Linked DNA regions of Homo sapiens: region 2 is linked to region 1. A link is an interaction called in ENCODE POLR2A ChIA-PET data of the cell type or tissue named here. Cell type or tissue: CD4-positive, alpha-beta T cell. All regions are shown on one strand. Each heading gives the region's core, and the rest is flanking DNA. Links, peaks and the distances in the headings are about the cores only.

What was found. Peaks named below come from ENCODE experiments on the same cell type or tissue, not always from the same donor. Only the 100,000 strongest peaks of a DNase experiment are listed, where the experiment ranks them.
Region 2: POLR2A ChIA-PET joins it to region 1 with 5 read pairs; 4 of 35 experiments call an interaction of 5 or more read pairs at or near these places.

Annotation. Positions count from the first base shown.
Region 1 is chr18:23,483,089-23,492,840 of GRCh38, forward strand. It overlaps RIOK3 (RIO kinase 3), which reads left to right. Exons shown (of 13, transcript NM_003831.5): 13 at 1-52. Among named protein-coding and RNA genes, the nearest start is that of RMC1, 16 kb to the right of the region's middle. RefSeq lists an enhancer at 5,155-5,324. In CD4-positive, alpha-beta T cell, for the core only: no CTCF peak of the experiment used is centred there; a DNase peak (open chromatin) is centred at 5,343; H3K4me3 peaks cover 657 bases; H3K27ac peaks cover 730 bases.
Region 2 is chr18:22,996,199-23,006,325 of GRCh38, forward strand. It overlaps RBBP8 (RB binding protein 8, endonuclease), which reads left to right. Exons shown (of 19, transcript NM_002894.3): 13 at 176-264; 14 at 1,422-1,536; 15 at 5,388-5,531. It also overlaps the pseudogene RN7SL745P. Among named protein-coding and RNA genes, the nearest start is that of RBBP8-AS1, 67 kb to the left of the region's middle. In CD4-positive, alpha-beta T cell, for the core only: no CTCF peak of the experiment used is centred there; no DNase peak of the experiment used is centred there.

The sequences.
Region 1 (9,752 bases), core at 3,565-7,564:
TGTGCTGTGAATGTGCTTTTTAAGAAATTAAAAAGAGATCATTTTAAAATTGGTTCTTTGTGTGGTATCTTCCTGTTCCTTATATTAACTTATGTCCTGGTACCAAGTTGCTGTTTCTGTATAAAGTTAAGCAATGCTATTTTAAGTAGATTATTCCCCCTCAACTTCTCATTGTTAGATTTCAATCGCAAATGGCCTACTTCACATTACAAATAGGTTCCCCCCCTCACACCTTGTAGATTAGAGAGTAGATTTTTTTCCCATAGTAGAAAAAGAAAGTGAAAAATACTGGTTTGCTAAGTAAATAAAAAATCAAATACTGGCTGGGCGTGGTGGCTCACACCTGTAATCCCAATACGTTGGGATGCTGAGGCAGGATGATCACTTGAGCCTAGGAGTTTGAGATCTGCCTGAGCAGCATAGCAGACCTCATCTCTACAAAACATTAGGTGAGTGTGGTGGCATGCATCTCTGGTCCCAGCTACTTGGGAGGCTGAGGCAGGAGGATTCTTAGAGCTCAGGAGATCAAGCCTGCAGTGAGCTATGGTCACACGACTACACTCCAGCCTGGGTGATAGATAAAGACTTGGTCTCAAATAAATTAATAAAATGAAAATATATAAAATACGGAAATAGGGATATTTTGTCTCACATTAAGTTATCAAAATAAGGATGACTAGATAACTTTTATTTCAACAAGATAATTACCAGTTTTCTTTTCATAAAAATTAGTTTTTCTTGCTTACAAAAGTAAGTCATTTATTTGAATTTAAATATTGTAGGAATTCAGAAATGTTCAAGTAAAAGTCCCTCGGCCAGGCGCAGTGGCTCAGGCCTGTAATCCCAGCACTTTGGGAAGCCGAGGTGGGCAGGTCACCTGAGGTCAGGAGTTTGAGACCAGTCTGGCCAACATGGTGAATTCCTGTCTCTACTAAAAATACAAAAATTAGCCGGGTGTGGTGGCACATGCCTGTAATCCCAGCTACTTGGGAGGCTAAGGCAGGAGAATCACTTGAACCCAGGAGGCAGAGGAGCTGAGATGGTGCCACTGCACTCCAGCCTGGGCAACAGAGCAAGACTCTGTCTCAGAAAAAAAAGTAAAAGTCCTTCATATTCCAAAGACCATTGTTTATAGTGTGGCATACATCCCTGCAATTTTTTTCCCCTCAGCATATGGTATTTCCTTTTTTAAAAAACCTTTGAACAAAAAGCAGGATGAAGCGAGGCAGCTGATGGGGAAATGTTGAGCACGGGAGACTCTAAGGAAGATGAAGACAATAGGCCCTAAGATGTGTTAGGAGTACATTTCTTACTGCTCATTTGGGCTCCGGGCATCAGAAGAGATTGTTTTCTGCACCTTTTGAAATTCCAAGCTCTATAGGAGCAGAGAAAAGCTCATCTGATTATATTTTCAAACCTTGATCCTTAGGTTTTTGAAGACAATATTTTTCTATTGGATTTTTGTCAGGATTACATAAAAATAAGTTATCAAAGTGTGTTTTATACTTGGAGACATCAGTTTACTAATTTGAAAGCCTCTTGTTTTTATTCTTTTCCGATTTGTTTCCAGTGTAAAAATAATACAAGGTTGCATTTGGAACAGCATTACTTTTACCATCCTAAGCTTTCCAACTTTCTCCCAGACTTGGCTAGCTTTTTGAGGAGTTAAGATCAAATTCGGTAGATAAGAAAGTGGCAGATGGAGGGGTGGGGAAGGTGGGGTATTCATTACAGAATACATGAGTGAGCTACTACAGATAGCTCTATAAACTTGAGGGAAAAAAATCTGCCACAGGTCTCGGCAGCTTGGGTGGTGGGAGGAGCGGCAGCAGCTGGTGAGCCCAGCTTCCAGAAGGCTCTGGTTTCGCCATTGCCCGTAGGCACCCGGCAGGCCCCCTCCCCACCACCAACATGCCCAGGAGGAAGGTCAGCTCAGTCAAGAGGGCTGTGAAGGAAAAGCCCAGGAGGAGATGGGCACAGTTGTCCCCTAACCCTGCTCCTGCAAAAGTAGAAACGAAGCCAAAAAAGAAGGCAGCAGGAAAGGACAAACCTTCAGACCTAAAAGTGCACACAAAAGGGAAAGGGGGAGCAAAGGGAAAACAGGCTGAAGCTTGAGTCCCTGCCCACCTCCATTCCTATCTTGTCTAGCATGTTTAATTGGCAATAAGTTTTTTTGACTCTAAGTCTCTTGGCCATAGGGGTCCCACTAGGGGACATGAAGGACCCAGGGCCTGTAGCATGCCACCCCAGCATCAATATGGGCCAGAATGAAAGCTTGGCCATCAACACTGCCTCTGGGATGCGTTGACAAAAAAAGAGAAAATATAAACTAAAAAAAAAAAAAAAAAAAAAAAATTAGAAGCCCCCAACAGAATGGATCTCTCTCTTGGCCAAAGGGAATCCAAACAACAACCGAAACAGCCTGAAAACCTAGTTCAGGTCATGACAGGAAGCTGGGAGTCAGTCACGCCTCGCCATACCTTCCCCCACTTTGGAATTCAGGCACAGCTGACCAAGCAAAAGGGCTTCACACCTTTGGAAAGGAAAACCTTTTGGCCGATTCCAAAGGGAATGCGTTAAGGCTGCTCTACTTTCTGTTACCTGGTTTTACCACTTTTAGGCCCATTAATGGTGATCTTATTGTTAGTATTTGGCCCATTGGGCCGAGCATGATGGCTCACACCTGTAATCCCAGCACTTTGGGAGGCTGAGGCGGGCAGATCATGAGGTCAAGAGATTGGGACCATCCTGGCCAATATGGTGAAACCCTGTCTCTACTAAAAATACAAAAATTGGCTGGGCATGGTGGCACGCGCCTGTAGTCCCAGGTACTCAGGAGGCTGAGGCAGGAGAATTGCTTGAACCTGGGAGGCGGAGGTTGCAGTGAGCCGAGATCACACCACTGCACTCCAGCCTGGTGACAGAGTGAGACTCTGTCTCAAAAAATAAATAAAATAATAATAATAAAAATATTTGGCCCATGCGTATTCAACTTCCTTATAAAGTTTATATCTTCTAGGTTACAGCAACTCCATGTAAAGATGATGGTGATGCAAGGATTTCAGCCAATTCCTGTCTCAGCATGGGACTCTCCTGCTAATGCAGCCTGGGATCCTTAGACCAGCAGCCAGAGATTTCCAATCCTTTGGTAGGCAGGGCCAGCGCCCTTAAATCAGCAAGAAGACGACACAGATGACTGACCTCCTCCCTCATCAACCCTTAAGAATAAGGGATGGAAATCTCTGAAGGGGGAATGAGATAGGAAGATCACTGGGTGCTCGCAAGAGGATGGAAGAATCCACACAAGAGCTTAAACAAGAGCTAGGCAAAGAAACTGTGGGATAACAGAAAACCCAAAATCAGGAGGAGAAGGCTGGGTTTGGTGGCTCATGACTGTAATCCCAGCACTGTGGGAGGCTGAGGAGGGCAGATCACCTGAGGTCAGGAGTTCGAGACCAGCCTGTGCAATATGGTGAAACCCCTTCTCTACCAAAAATACAAAAAAAAAAAAAAAAAAATAGCTGGGCATGGTGGCATACGCCTATAGTCCAGCTACTCGGGAGGATCACCTGAGCCCAGGAGACAAAGGTTGCAGTGAGCCGAGATCACGCCACTGCACTCCAGCCTTGGCAACAGAGACAGGGTGACATGTCCATGACTCTTCAGTGCAAACCCAAATCAGGGAGAAAGGGGGTGGTACCTGGGGGTGTGGGACAGTGGGGGGTCCCTGAAATCCCCCCTCTTCCAAAATACCTAATGATTATTTCACCCCCTAATTAAAGAAACACCCATAAAATTAGAAACCCAAACTCCCTCTGTGTGACTCATTCTCACAAACATGCCTGCACTTCTCTCTTCAGTGCATACTATCACTTTGCAATAAAAGCTTTTTGCCTTTCCCTTCATTCTGACTTGTCCCTGAATTCTTTCTCGAAAAGGTGTCAAGAACCTGGAAACCAACTGGGGCGGGGGTCTTACCAGCATCTGCAGACCCTCCTGAAACTTCTGGAAACCATAGGGGGAAAAAAGCAGAAATCACCCACAGTACAAGACAATCACCATATACATTACTCCTGACACTTGTTATATACATATGTACATGCAAATGCAAATGTAGAAAGAAACATGCATTCAGGCCCGGCACGGTGGCTCACGCCTGTAATACCAGCACTTTGGGAGGCCGAGGCGTGTGGATCACCTGAGGTCAAAAGTTCAAGCCCAGCCTGGCCAACATGGCAAAACCCCATCTCTACTAAAAATACAAAAATTAGCTGGGCATGGTGGCAGGCACCTGTAATCCCAGCTACTTGGGAGGCTGAGGCAGGAGAATCACTTGAACCCGGGGGGTGGAGGTTGCAGTGAGCCGAGATCGCACCACTGCACTCCAGTCTGGACCACAGAGGGAAATTCCGTCTCAAAAAAAAAAAAAAGAAAGAAAAAGAAAGAAAGAAAGAAAGAAAGAAAGAAAGAAAGAAAGAAAGAAAGAAAGAAAGAAAGAAAAGAGAGAAAGAAAGATGCATTCAAACATAAAACACTTCTGAAATGAAAAAGCAGGTTCCAAAACAGTGATACGTAGTCAAGATTTGCCAGCAAATACATACTTTAGAAATAGCTCTTTGTAAATATTATTCATCCTCATTTTAAAACAAAAAGGACTTTAGAAAGTTTAAAGAACAAAGTAAAAGCCACCTGAAAACATGCCAAGTAGTGAGAGCCACTATACAAATTTGGCTACATATGCCTTCAGACATCTGTCATAGAGTCTAACAAAGACTATAAAACAAAAATTAAAGCAAACAAAACTCAGCAAAACAGAAAAGCGGAACTTAAAATAAAAATAAGAATAAAAATAAACAGAAAAGCCTATGTGTTGTTTTAGGTTTTAGAAACTGTCAGACGCACATTTTAAGCTGCTGTAAAAGGAAAACAAGCATGTCAAGTGCTTATCTTAAACACCAGGAGTTATATTGAGCTTTTTTGGTGGCTCCGGAAACACTGGCTCATAGTAAACTAAGAAAGGAGAAGAAAAACAAACTAATGAACTAAGCGCTGATTCAGTAACCCCAGCAGTGGGCAGGGCAGCCAGGTATCCATCAAGGGTAGAGCTGGCTCGAGGCTGCACTTAAGGTTTCCCCCTATTTTAGTTGACCTGTTCCTAGGTCAGAGTCCCCTCCAGGGCCCCAGGACTGCCTCTAGCAGGCTCTGTACCCCAGATTTTACTGTCCCAGTCCTGAATCTGCCTTAAAAAAAGTTTTAACAGCTTTTCAGCTTCTTAGCTTTCCTTTTCTGCTCAGTGTCTCAACCTCTCAGTCACCGCTTTCAAAGCAGCAAGTTCATTGTGGAACAAAGCGGCAGCAAATGTCAGCTTCCGGCGGGCTGAAGTGGCTCATGCCTGTAATCCCAGCACTGTGAGAGGCCGAAGCGGGTGGATCACGAGGTCAGGAGTTCAAGACCAGCCTGGCCAACATGGTGAAACGCCGTCTCTACTAAAGATACAAAAAATTAGCCAGGTGTGGTGGCAGGCGCCTGTAATCCCAGCTACTTGGGAGGCTGAGGCAGGAGAATCACTTGAATCCAGGAGGCGGTGGTTGCAGTGAGTCAAGATGGCACCATTGTACTCCAGTCTGGGCGACAGGGCAAGACTCCATCTCAAAAAAAAAAAAGTGAGCCTCCCTTCTCCAGGCTTCCCTCTCTACAGAATCACGGCTTCTCAGGTTCTAGCTGCCTTGTTCTCCAATGTCTTCACAAAAGGTAAAAGAACTGCCTTCACAATTAATGAAAACGAAGATCTTAATTAATTTGCTAATTGTTTTCTCATATTCTAATGTTTTCGGGTTCCACCTGTGCCAAAACTTGAGGATTCATGAGAAAATCTTTTATTTTGATTTTAATATTTTATTTTGATTTAGTTTATTTATTTATTATTTTTTGAGACGGAGTCTCACTCTGTCGCCCAGACTGGAGTGCAGTGGCGCAATCTTGGCTCACTGCAAGCTCCGCCTCCCGGGTTCAAGAGATTCTCCTGCCTCAGCCTCCCGAGTAGCTGGGATTACAGGCGCACGCCCCCACACCCGGCTAATTTTTGTATCTTTAGTAGAGACGGGGTTTTACCATGTTGGCCAGGATGGTCTCGATCTCTTGACCACAGGCGATCTGCCCGTTTCGGCCTCTCAAAGTGCTGGGATTACAGGCATGAGCCACCGTGCCTGGCCTTGACTTAGTTTATTAACAGTTCATATTCAGGTTTGAATTTCACAACTAACTAGTGGTCTCATGTGTTTGTCTGTGAACAGGTGTCAGTTTGGCTGAAAATAATCACGTGAGGGGTTTGCTCCCAAGCAAGGATGCCAGAATAGGGCCTAGGAATCTGAATTCTAAGAAATAGCACTGTTTTTTTCTTTCTTTTTTTTTTTTTTTGAGATGGAGTCTTGCTCTGTCACCCAGGCTGGAGTGCAATGGCTTGATCTCGGCTCACTGCAATTTCTGCCTCCTGAGTTCAAGTGATTCTCCTGCCCCAGCTTCCTGAGTAGCTGGGATTACAGGTGTGGGCCACTACACCAGGCTAATTTTTATATTTTTAGTAGAGATGGGGTTTCATATGTTGAACAGGCTGGTCTCAAACTCCTGACCTCAAGTGATCCACCCATCTTGGCTTCCCAAAGTGCTGGGTGTGAGCCACCGCACCCGGCCAGAAATAACATTTCTGATGCTCACTAAAGTCTGAGGGAGAAAAAAAAGGCATGACTAACCCTGAAATGCAATGAAAAAGAAAAAAAAAAAAGGCTGGGCGCAATGGCTCATGCCTGTAATCCCAGCACTCTGGAAGGCCGAGGCAGATGGATCACAAGGTCAGGAGATCAAGACCATCCTGGCTAACACGGTGAAACCCTGTCTCTACTAAAAATACAAAAAATTAGCTGGGCTTGGTGGCAGGCGCCTGTAGTCCCAGCTACTCTAGAGGCTGAGGCAGCAGAATGGCGTGAACCCGGGAGGTGGAGCTTGCAGTAAGCCAAGATTGCACCACTGCACTCCAGCCTGGGCGACAGAATGAGACTCCGTCTCAAAAAAAAAAAAAAAAAAAAAAAAAGCCCATTGCTTGCTTGTTGTTAACCCAATATTCATTTCTACCTTCTTCCCTACTAAAACCTCCAGTTTCTACAGGGCATGATATATTCACCTACAAACTTCATTTCCCAAACTCCCTTGCAGCTAGGGTGGCTACTAGACGCAATTTTGGCCAATAAGATGAAACAGAAGTCACTGGGTGAGAGCCTCTTAGAAAGTTCTTTTGCCCTTCACTCTTCCCCTTCTTCCTGCCTGGGGACTGTGGGCCCCGTCTGAGAAGCAAGCATCCATTTTGCAATTATGATGTGATGAGCATGAGTGGAAGTCACACTATAGGGATAGATGGGTAAGGGGAGCGAAAGGAGTGTGAATCCCTGAGGCATCATAGAACCTCAGTAACAGGCCTAGATGGATTGCCTGCAGACTTTTTATTCCTAGAGAAAAAATAAAGTCCTGTTTGGTTGTTACTGTGAGTTGGTATTTCTTGCAGTTACTTTCAGTGAATGTAATTCTAGCTGATACAATAGCTGGACAATCAAGACATGGAATAAGATGGAACCATAAAAGACCCAGAATAGCCAATGCTAGCCTAAGCAAAAAAAAAAAAACAAAACAAAACTGGGGGAATCACATTATCTGACTTCAAATTATACCACAGAGCTATAGTAACCAAAACAGCATGGTACTGGCATAAATACAGACACACAGACCAATGGAACAGAATAAGAACCCAGAAACAAATCCACACACCTCCTTTGACCTTTGTCAAAAATGAGTTCACACCAGTGAACTCATTACTAGTGAACTCATTTTTGACAAATGTGCCAAAAACATACACTGTGGAAAGGACAATCTCTTCAATAAATGGTGCTGGGAAAACTGGATATCCCTATGCAGAAGAATGAAACTATACCCCTATCTCTCACCAAATACAAAAATCAAATCAAAATGGACTAAAGACTTAAATCCAAGACCTCAAACTGTGAAACTACCACAAGAAAACATTGGGGAAAATCTCCAGGACATTAGTCTGGGTAAAAATTTCTTGAGTAATTCTCCAAAGGTAACCAAAGCAAAAATGGACAAATGGGATCACATCAAGTTAAAAAGCTTCTGCACAGCAAAGGAGACAATCAACAAAGTGAAGAGACAACCCACAGAATGCGAGAAAATACTACCCATCTGACAAGGGATTAATAACCAGAATATATAAGAAGCTCAAACAACTTCAATAGAAAAAAATCTAGTAATCTGATTTAAAAAATGGGCAAAACATTTGAACAGATATTTCTCAAAAGAAGACATACAAATAGCAAACTGGCATATGAAAACATGCTAAACATCACTGATTATTAGAGAGATGTAAATCAAAATGACAATGAGATATCATCTCACCCCAGTTAAAATGGCTTATATCCAAAAGACAGGCAATAACAAATGCTGGCAAGGAGATGGAGAAAAGGGAACTCTTTATTTTATTTATTTATTTATTTATTTATTTATTTATTTATTTATTTGAGACAGAGTTTTGCTTTTGTTGCCCAGGCTGGAGTACAATGGCATGATCTTAGCTCACTGCAACCTCCACCTCCTGGGTTCAAGTGATTCTCCTGCCTCAGCCTCCTGAGTAGCTGGGATTACAGGCATGTGCCACCATGCCCGGCTAATATTGTATTTTTAGTAGAGACGGGGTTTCTCCATGTTGGTCAGGCTAGCCTTGAACTCCCAACCTCAGGTGAGCTGCCTGCCTCAGCCTCCCAAAGTGCTGGGATTACAGGCATGAGCCACCACTCCCAGCTGAAAAGGGAACGCTTGTATGCTGTTGGTATGAATGTAAATTAGTACAACCATTATGGAGAACAGTTTGAAGATTCCTCAAAAAAACTAAAAAAAGAGGGCTATACCTGTAATCCCAGCACTTTGGGAGACTGACGTGGGAAGATTGCTTGAGCCCAGGAGTTCGAGACCAGCCTGGGCAACATAGTGAGACCCCCATCTCTCTCTCTTTTTTTTTTTTTTTTTTTAAGTAAATACAGGTGTGGTGGCTCCCACCTGTAATCCCAGCACGTTGGGAAGCCAAGGCAGGCAGATCACTTGAGGTCAGGGGTTTGAGACCAACCTGGCCAACATGGTGAAACCCTGTCTCTACTAAAAATACAAAACAAAAAAATTAACTGCGTATGGTGGCACGTGCCTATAATCCCAGCTACTTGGGAGGCAGAGGCAGGAGAATCACTTGAACCCAGGAGGTGGAGATTGCAGTGAGCCAAGATTGCACCACTGCACTCCAGCCTGGGTGACAGAGTGAGAATCTGTCTAAAAAAAAAAAAAAAAAAGATAGAAAGAAAGAAAAATAGCTATAAGAGTATAATTGGATTGTTTGCAACACAAAGGATAAGTGCTTCAGGGGATGGATACCTCATTGTCCATGATGTGGTTATTATGCATTGCATGCCTGTATCAAAACATCTCTTATACCCTACAAATATATACACCTGTGTACCCACAAAAAGTAAAAATTAAAGAAAACATGAAATAAGAAATGAGAGGGCTCTGTGTAGAATGTCTGCAAAATGATGTGGAGTATACTATACAAACTATATAATTAACAAAAACCTGGAAGAGGCTGGACACAGTGGCTCATGCCTGTAATCCTAGCACTTTGGGAGGCCAAGGCAGGCAGATCA
Region 2 (10,127 bases), core at 2,908-6,907, 490 kb before region 1:
ATATTTGTCTTTTTATTATGGAGCTGTGAGAGTTCTTTATATATCTTAGATATAAGTCCTTTACCAGACATATGATTTGCAAAAATTTTCTATTCTTTAGGTCCCATAATATTTTAAAGTGATGAGAATTTTTGAAATCAGTTTTTTAATTGCATGCTCTTTCCCTTTACCTAAGATGTATCCTTTGAAAATATCCAGTGGAGTATAGATCCGGGAGCAGACCTTTCTCAGTATAAAATGGATGTTACTGTAATAGATACAAAGGTAAGTTAAAAAGTAAAACCAAAACTCATTTGACTTTTATTCCAATGAGTTGTTAGTCAACCTCCTCTCGTGACTCACTGTATCACCTTAAGATAATCAGATACGTCTTAAAACCTACATGTATTTATGCAGAAAATTAAGAAATAAAAATGCTTATTCTTCTAACTTTATGGTATTTTTTAAAGGGTAATACTTTCTGACTTTAAAGGCCTTTACTGAAAAATATTAATATAGTTTTTAAAAGAATGCAGTGGGCAGGCGCAGTGGCTCATGCCTGTAATCCCAACACTCTGGGAGGTCGAAGAGAGAGAATCACTTGAAGCCAGGAATTCGAGACCAGCCTGGGCAATATAGCAAGGCCCTGTCTCTATAGGAAATTTTAAAGTTAGCTGGGCATGGCAGTGCATACCTGTAGTCCTAGCTACTTGGGAGGCTGAGGTTGGGAGGATACCTTGAACCCAGGAATTCGAGGCTGCAGTGAGGTATGATCACACCACTGCACATCCAGCCTAGGCAACCAGAGCAAGACCCTGTCTCATAAATTAAAATAATGCAAAATGCTGCATATCTTATATAATTTTATCATTCATTAAAATAATTCATCATGTCTTCATTACCTTTAAAATAATGTACCATAAAATTCATTTTCCAAGTTGACTATTTTTAAAAGTTAAAATTCATAGTGGAAATAGTTTTTTGTCTTGTATTTAGCTTCTGTGTAGTTTCAGAAGTTCTCTTTCACTTGGTAGCATATTAATAACAAAGTATTTAACATACGCTGAGTAATATATGCCTATCAAGAAATTTAATTTAATTTTTGAAAGTGTTCTTAGTGTACATTGATGTTCATTACTATAAGGCAAATTGGAAAATAAAGGCAGGAAAAGTTCAGGGGTGTTTAGTGGTAAATAATTCTCCCTTTCCTTGGCAGCAGTCCTTCTTTTCCTAGGCTTGATTATATTGAAGCTAAAATGTTTTATAAGCAGTAAAACCTAAATCCTTACCTGTTCGTAAAGTATAAAAGCAAATATAGCTTAATGCTTAAAAGTTGTAAAATGTATGTTATGTATATTTTACCAAAATGTTTTGTAAAAATTAAATATAAGACCATAAAGGAATAATTGTTAAAATTTTTGATTTTTAAAATATTTATTTAGGATGGCAGTCAGTCAAAATTAGGAGGAGAGACAGTGGACATGGACTGTACATTGGTTAGTGAAACCGTTCTCTTAAAAATGAAGAAGCAAGAGCAGAAGGGAGAAAAAAGTTCAAGTAAGATCTGTTTTTGTTTTGTTATTTTTTTTAATAACGTTGTGTGAAGTTTGTAGTTGTACCATTGCACTGATTAGCTCAAGTGACCTCTTCACCATAAAGCAGGTTTTTTCCTGCTCTGTTAACTTTATGTTCCTCTTAGGAAAGCTCAGTTTCAGTGCGTCAGAAAAAAAGTCTTTAACCAAACTAATTTCATTTCAGAAAAGATTCATATGGCTTCCAGGGATTTGCAAATGACAGCCAGCTACCAGTTTTGTAAATAAAGTTCTACCAGAGCACAGCCTTATTCATTTCTTTATGTATTGCCCATCGCTGTTTGTTCCATACAGCTGCAGAGTTGAGTAGTTGATGCAGAGACCTTATAGCCCCACAAGCCTAAAATAGTTATTTTCTGACCCTTTAAGAAAAAGTTTGCTGATCCCTGGTGTAGACAATTTTTTATAAGTGGTATAACAGTAAGTCTTGAGTCCTGTGTTAGAATTAACGTTTTCTAAAGAAATTTGATAAGGAAAGAAAGGAGAAATCTACCGAGAAGTCTTAGTATAGTTTTACAGGTTAACATTCAGAATGATAGTGTATATGCTGAGTTAATCTGCTGTATTCCACCTCTACTGATAAGGCAATTTGGCCAAATTAGTGGTCTACAGCCCTTTGTAGTGAGAAACTATTAATTCTTTACCCAAAGTCTTGATTTTCCGGAAGAGATGAGAACAATAGGAGGATTTTGGTTAGCAGTACCTTAGCAACATTCCTAACTGTAGAGGCACATGACATGAGAACAGCTAGACTATGAACAGTTGTCATTTATCATCCTTATGTATTGAAGAGCGAGGGCCTGCCACATGGGGAAGCAGTGCTAAAAGCAGAGACATTCCCCAGTGATCATTTGTTAGAAGCCGAATACATTGAGGCTGGGTGTGCATTCCTTATCTTCTGCTGAATTTTCTATAGTCTACCTGCTCAGAGCAAAAAATAAAATAGTCTTGCCCTGGCTTCTTTTGAATCTACTTATCTACTGCTGCCTTAAATGCAGTAAATCAAAGAAAACTTTAGTAGTCTTTGCCTTATTTGTTCTTCAATGACAAATAGCAAACCATATGATGAAGCAGATGGTTACCTGGGTAGAGAAGCCAATACCTATTAAAAGAAAAAACCTTCACAGTAGTTTATTGCCATTTTATGGCTTGTATGACACTAAATAACTCTTCTTAAGAGGATACTTTGCTTTTAAGATTATTTTGTTCCTGATACTAGCCTCTGATCATGTTTTTCTCATTTTTGTAGAAAAGAGAAAATCTAAAGTATGACCACTTTAAATCTATTCAGAAGACAATAGTTTCTCAAATTTATTTGATGCAAGTATCATGTGAAAGAGAAATTAGCACTTGGACTAATGAGGGGAAATTATAGAGATAATTTTGGCTAATAAAGTGCTATGGATAGTATTGCTACATAATGAATGAATCACTTGAATAACTCAGAGGATTCAAACAATACCATTTTCTTATCTTCATAGTTCCTGTGGCTCAGGAATTCAGGAAAGGCTTGGCTGGTCAGTTCTGTTTCAGGGTCTCATGCAGTTGTAGGCAGATGGTGGCTGGAACTGAAACAGCAGAGGGCTGGGCAGCTGGAGAGTGAATTGGCATCTCCTCATTTACTCTCAGGGCTTATTCACTTAGGCTCATTTGAGCTTCCTCTTCACATGGAGGATAAGTTCCCAGAGTTGGCACCCCAACAGAACAAAGCAGAAGCAGGTGACATTTTTATGACCTCAGAGGTAACATAGTGTCACAAAGATCTGCACAGGCATAAAGCGAAATGAACAGGCCCTCAGTGACACTCAGTGGGAGGAGTGTTGACATCATGTTGTAAGAACCGCACATGGAATAGGAGACATTAGTGAGGTTATATTAAAAAAAAAAAAAATTACCCCATAAGGTAAAACTTTTCCAGCACTTAGAATTGGTTTAAAATGAAATATACCAATAAAAATTCCATATTACTGCCAGTATTTCAATTCAGAAAATTTTCATGCACCTACTCTGTTAGATTTTCTAGGTGCTGTGACAGAAAGATCAACAAGGATATACTCTCTGTCTTCAGGTATTTCGCAATCACAAATCAAACAAAAATAAATCATCAATTTAACATTTTGCTTTACAAACAGCATACACAGAATGTTCCGAGGATGCCTAGCACAATGCCTGGTGCATAGAAGTTGTATTTTATTTACATATTTGACCTTCAGCATGCAGAATAAATGTTTAATTATCAATAAATATCAAGCAAAAATTTTGTAGTAGGAAGTATTTTAGGAACTAGAGATAATGAATAAACAGAACAAAAGTACTTACCTTATGGAACGTACATTCTAATGAGAGAAATAAGCAATTGTATATATAATAGATGATGGTAAGTCCAGGAGAAAGGTAAAGCAAGGTAAGAGTGAGAGAGTGCTGTGCGTTGGGAGAGGTGGTACTTATATAGAATAATCTTAGGCCTCTTTTCTGTCATATTTGTTAGCCAACTGGATTTAAACTCTAGTGTTTTTTAAATGTGATTATATAATGGGAAATGTGGTTAGATCTGTGAAGATGAATTTTTCATTTTCCGTGTCAAATATGGCATTGAATTCCTAATTTCTAGTAATACTAAACTACCAGATGCTAATGAAGATGAAAGAAAATACTTTTTTGCTACTTCATTACAAAAAGTAAGCATGAAAGGTCGAGCACAGTGACTCGCACCTGTAATCCCAGTATTTTGGGAGGCCTAGGTGGGCGGATCACTTGAGGTCAGGAGTTTGAGACCAGCCTGGCCAACACGGTGAAACCCCATCTCTACTAAAAATACAAACATTAGCCGGGTATGGTGGCGCACACCTCTAATTCCAGCTACTTGGGAGGCTGAAGCAGAAGGATTGCTTGAACCCAGGAGGCGAGGTTGCAGTGAGCCAATATCGCCTCACTGCACTCCAGCCCGGGTGACAGAGCAAGACTCCGTCTCAAAAAAAAAAAAAAAGCATGAGTAAAGAACATTTAAAGCCATAACATAAAGCCTTTGTAAATGTACAGTAACTACCCAGAGTTGGGAGTTTATTCTTACCTCATACACAGATTACAAGAATTAAACCTCATTATAAGAATCATGATTTAAGAAGTGTCTTTAAACACTTCATTACATACGTTACAGTTTGCTACTCACTGAGAGTAACTGAATTAACACTCAGCCTTACAGCTTGCAACTAATATTCTTAGAATCATGTTAGCATGTGTCCACAAACACTTCACTACATGCATTACATCTGTTCACCAAAAGAACACTCTTCACAGCTAGGCCTGCAGCCCTCATCATAATAATCATGCCTTTAAACACTTTATTACATACATTATAGTTTGTTACTCACTTATATTCACTGAATTTAACACTCTTAACAAGACAGCTTGCAAGTAACATTCTTAGAACTATCTTTTACATACGTGTCTACAAGCCTTTCACTACCTATATTACATCTATTCACTGAAAGAATACTCTGCAAAGTAAGGCCTGTAATCCACATTTTTTTAAAACATTTTTTAAACTATCAAATTTTTATTTTAGGTTTGTGGGTACATAAGAAGGTTTGTAACATAGATAAACACGTGTCATGGGAATTTGTTGCACATATTATTACATTACACAGTTACTAAGCTCAGTACCCAATATATAATCCATATTTTAACAACCGTATTTTAAGAAGTGTCTTTAAGGACTGCATTCTGTTATTGTGTGGTAGTTACTACAGTTTCATGATGGTCTACATATTAAGCAAAAGCTTGCTTATTGCCCTAAGCCAGTGCTCTTTTACATAGATGAAGAAAGAAAAATGAATGATAGCTTGGAAGATATGTTTGATCGGACAACACATGAAGAGTATGAATCCTGTTTGGCAGACAGTTTCTCCCAAGCAGCAGATGAAGAGGAGGAATTGTCTACTGCCACAAAGAAACTACACAGTAAGATTTTTTTCTGTTTAATTATGGCTTCTCAGTTGCAGAATTCAGTAAGTTAAGTTATCAAGCTAATTAACAAAGGCTTGATGACATATCAACAATTGAAGTTTCATATTTCTTGTATAAATTTTTTCAGGTTTTTAAAATTTTGAGATAATTTTACACTGATAAGAGTTCCAGAAAATTTTTCAGCATTCTCCTGTACCTTTGACCCAACCTCTCCTTATGTTAATGTGTTATATAGCTATAAAATATTTATTAGAACTAAGAAACTAAGATTAGTTTGGTATTACAAATTTCTTTCTAAATACGCATAAAATTGATAAAATTTTTGAGAAATGTCTATTAATTATTAAATTAATTGTAATAGAGTAGAAGGAGAAAGTTTTGTACAACATTCAGATCCAGCCAGGCACAGTGGTTCACACCTGTAATCCCAGCACTTTGGAAGGCCAAGGCAGACAGATTGCTTGAGCTCAGGAGAGTTCAAGACCAGCCTGGGCAATGTGATAAAACCTCATTTCTACAAAAATTAGCTCGGCATGATGGCACATACCTGTAGTCCCAGCTACTTGGGGGCTGGAGCGAGAAGATCGCTTGAACACCCAGGAGGTCGTGGCTGCATCAGTGAACCGCTGACTGTACTTCAGCCTGGGCGACAGAGTGAGACCCTGTCTCAAAAAAATAATAATTAATTAATTAAATTCAAAAAAGGAAAATTCAGATCTGTTTTCTGCTGTGAATGCTTTATCTTACCAGACAAAATACCTAATGTAACTATGTGTATTAGTCTTAATATCTCTTTCATTAGAAGCAGTAACTTTATAATGTAGGATAGCAATCAGAAAAAGAATACTCTAATTGAAAATCTAAGTAGATAATCTGGATTGAAAATTGTAATTTTTGTTAAATCTCTCATTTTTCTCCTTGTTTTATTAAATTGGTCCGAATTTTTAATCTAGTGCAAAGATTGTTTTATGCTGGTTTAAATGAACATACCTTCTACTGTGGCACAATCTTGATTATGCTCATGTTTCCATCAGGTTTTTGAAACAACAGCCCTTAACTCAAAAGTGAGTGAGACCCAAACCAAAGATAGAGGACAGTAGGCTTTTGCTTGCTTAGTCCATGGCAAAAACTCCATCAAGTAAATTTTGAAATAAAAATTCACAGCTGTTCGGTATCCTTTTTCCCCCCAAGAAGGACCTTTTGCAAATAGGTTTCATTTCAAAGAAAAAGACTATTTTTCGCAAAGGTGTACTTATTCTGTTCCTTCTTTTAAGTTACATTTGACACTGACTATCCCAGAATTTCTTCTCACTTAGCTTTTCTGACGATGCTGCCTCGTTCTTTTCATTTGTCACAGCTTGTTTCCTAGAATATCCCCAAGACTCTTTCTTCCTCACAACTTTTCTCTCACAACTTTTATCAGCCTTACCTCTGAAAATGATTCCAAATCTGCATCTCTAGGTTTGATTTCTCTGATGAATCCCAGTCTTGCATTTCTGAGTACTGTGAGATACTTTTGCGTCTCTTCAGCTTAAACGTAATGTCTAAGCCAATTTCCATTTACTTCCAACCAAATAATCTTCAAACGTTTTTATTTTTCCCAGTCACCCAGGCATATAATTTAGGATTTGTTACATATTTATTTTATTTTCTCAACCCAGTTACTACCTTGTATGTGCTTTCTCACATAACCCTTAGCTGTCTACCTGCTTAATGTTTAACTCTCTGCTTGCTTAATGTCTATTTTCTTCACTGTAATGTAAACTCCATGAAGACAGGAGACCTGCTCTCTCGTTACACATTGTATGTCTGGAACTTAGCACAATGCTCAGTAAATTTTGATTCTTTGAATAGATGCTAGCGTTTAGCTATTTGAGTCTAGACATCTTAGGAGTCAAGTCCCAAGTTCTGAGCTCTAGGTTTTAATCTTTGTCACCAATTTTCTGATAAAATCTTTAATCTGTTTATTCCCTAGTTATAACTTACCTTAAAGATGCATTGTAAAAATCAACAGGATTGGTGACAATGTAAATTAGTATAGCCATTTTAGAAAATGATATGAAGATTCCTCAGAAAACTAAAAATGGCCAAGGCGGGCGGATCACGAGGTCAGGAGATCGAGACCATCCTGGCTAACACGCTGAAACCCCGTCTCCTGAAAATACAAAAAAATTAACCGGGCATGGTGGCAGGTGCCTGTAGTCCCAGCTACTCGGGAGGCTCAGGCAGGAGAATAGCGTGAACCCGGGAGGTGGAACTTGCAGTGAGCCAAGATCACGCCACTGTGCTCCAGCCTGGGCAACAGCGCAAGACCCCGTCTCAAAAAAAAAAAAAAAAAAAAAAAAAAACTAAAAATGGAACTGTCATAGATCCAGCAGTCCCACTACTGGGTGTATATCCAAAGGAAAGGAAATCAGTATGTTAAAGAGGTATCTGCACTCACGTTTATTGCAGCACTGTTCAGAATAGCCAAGATACGGAATCAGCCTAAGTGTCTACTTACAGATAAAGAAAATGATATATAGCTAGATAGGTGTATATATATATATACACACACACACACATATACATAGACACACAAAAATACTATTTAACCACTAAAAAGAACAAAATTCTGTCATTTGTGCAAACATCGATGAGCTTGGAGAACATCATATTAAGTGAAATAAGCCAGGCACAGAAAGATAAATACCACATGTTCTTATTCATATGTGGAATCTAAAAAAGTTGATCTCATAGAAGTAGAGAGTAGAATAGCAGTTACTAGAGGTGGGGAAGGCTGGGATAGCCAAAGGTGGGTTAATTGGTATAAAAATATAGCTAGCCAAGCAAGGTGGCAGGCACCCATAGTCCCAGCTACCCAAGAGGCTGAGGCAGGAGGATAGCTTGAGCCTTGGAGTTCTTGGAGTAGTGCTGTATTGGAGTTCTGAGGTATGATCCATATTAAGTTTGGCATCAATATGGTGACCTCTTAGAAGCAGGAGACCACTAAGTTGCTCAAGGAGCAGTGAACTGGCCCACTTCAAAAATGGAGCAGGTCAAAACTTGCATGCTGATCAGTAGTGGTGCGGTGCCTATGAATTGCCCCTGCCCTCCAGCCTGGGCAACATAGCAACACCTGATCTCTAAGAAAAATAAATAAGGGAGCCGGGCACAGTGGCTTACGCCTGTAATCCCAACACTTTGGGAGGCCGAGGCAGGCGGATCACAAAGTCAGGAGATCGAGACCATCCTGGCTAACACAGTGAAACCCCGTCTCTACTAAAGATACAAAACATTAGCCGGGTGTGGTGGCGTGCGCCTAGTAGTCCCAGCTACTTGGGAGGCTGAGGCAAGAGAATCTCTTGAACCTGGGAGGCAGAAGTTGCAGTGAGCCTAGATCATGCCACTGCACTCCAACCTAGGCAACAGAGCAAGACTCCATCTCAAGAAAACAAAGAAAAATAAAAAGCTAAATAGAAGGAATAAATTGTAGTGTTCAATAGCACTATATGGTGACTATAATTAACAACAATATATGTTCTCAGATAGCTAAAAGCACAGATTTTGAATGTTCCCAACACAAAGAAATGACAAATGTTTGAGGTGACAGATATGCTAATTACCCTAATTTGGTCTTTACACATTGTGTACATATATCAGAGTATCACACTGTATAAAGATGTATACTTATGTGTAAATTTTTTTTATTTTTTTGAGACGGAGTCTTGCTCTGTTGCCAGGCTGGAGTGCAGTGGCACAATCTCAGCTCACTGCAACCTCCAACTCCCTGGTTCAAGAGATTCTCCTGCCTCAGCCTCCCGAGTAGCTGGGATTACAGGCATGTGCCACCATGCCCAGCTAATTTTTGTATTTTGAGTAGAGACAGGGTTTCACCATGTTGGCCAGGCTGATCTCAAACTCCTGACCTCAGGTGATCCACCCACCTCGGCCTCCCAAAGTGCTGAGATTACAGGTGTGAGCCACCACACCCGGCCAAAATTAATATTGAAAGCTGTCTTTTGTTGTTCTTTCTTGTCAAATGATAATAGTGGGCATCTGAGTATTTCTTTTATACTCTAAAATACTTCCTGAGATAATGACTTTTAGCTGTCTAGTAATTTTGAGTTGAATGAAACAGCACCCTCCTCATTATGCAGATGCAAAAGAAAGAAAAAAGTAGTTGCAGAGGCAGGGTGCAGTGGCTCACGCCTGTAATCCCAGCACTTTGGGAGGCCGAGGCGGGCGGATCATGAGGTCAGGAGATTGAGACCATCCTGGCTAACATGGTGAAACCCTGTCTCTACTAAAAATACAAAAGATTAGCCCGGCATGGTGGTGGGCGCCTGTAGTCCCAACTACTCAGGAGGCTGAGGCAAGAGGATGGCGTGAACCCGGGAGGTGGAGCTTGCAGTGAGCAGAGATTGTGCCACTGCACTCCAGCCTAAGCAACAGAGCAAGACACCGGCTCAGAAAAAAAAAAAAATAGTTACAAAGTTGCAGAAAATTTAAATGAGTTGCTCAGAGGCCTGGAGCATGAAACCCAATAAAAATGGAAGTTTGAGTGCGTGTCATTTTCTTCCAAGCTAGTTAATTATTTCTCATTAAGTT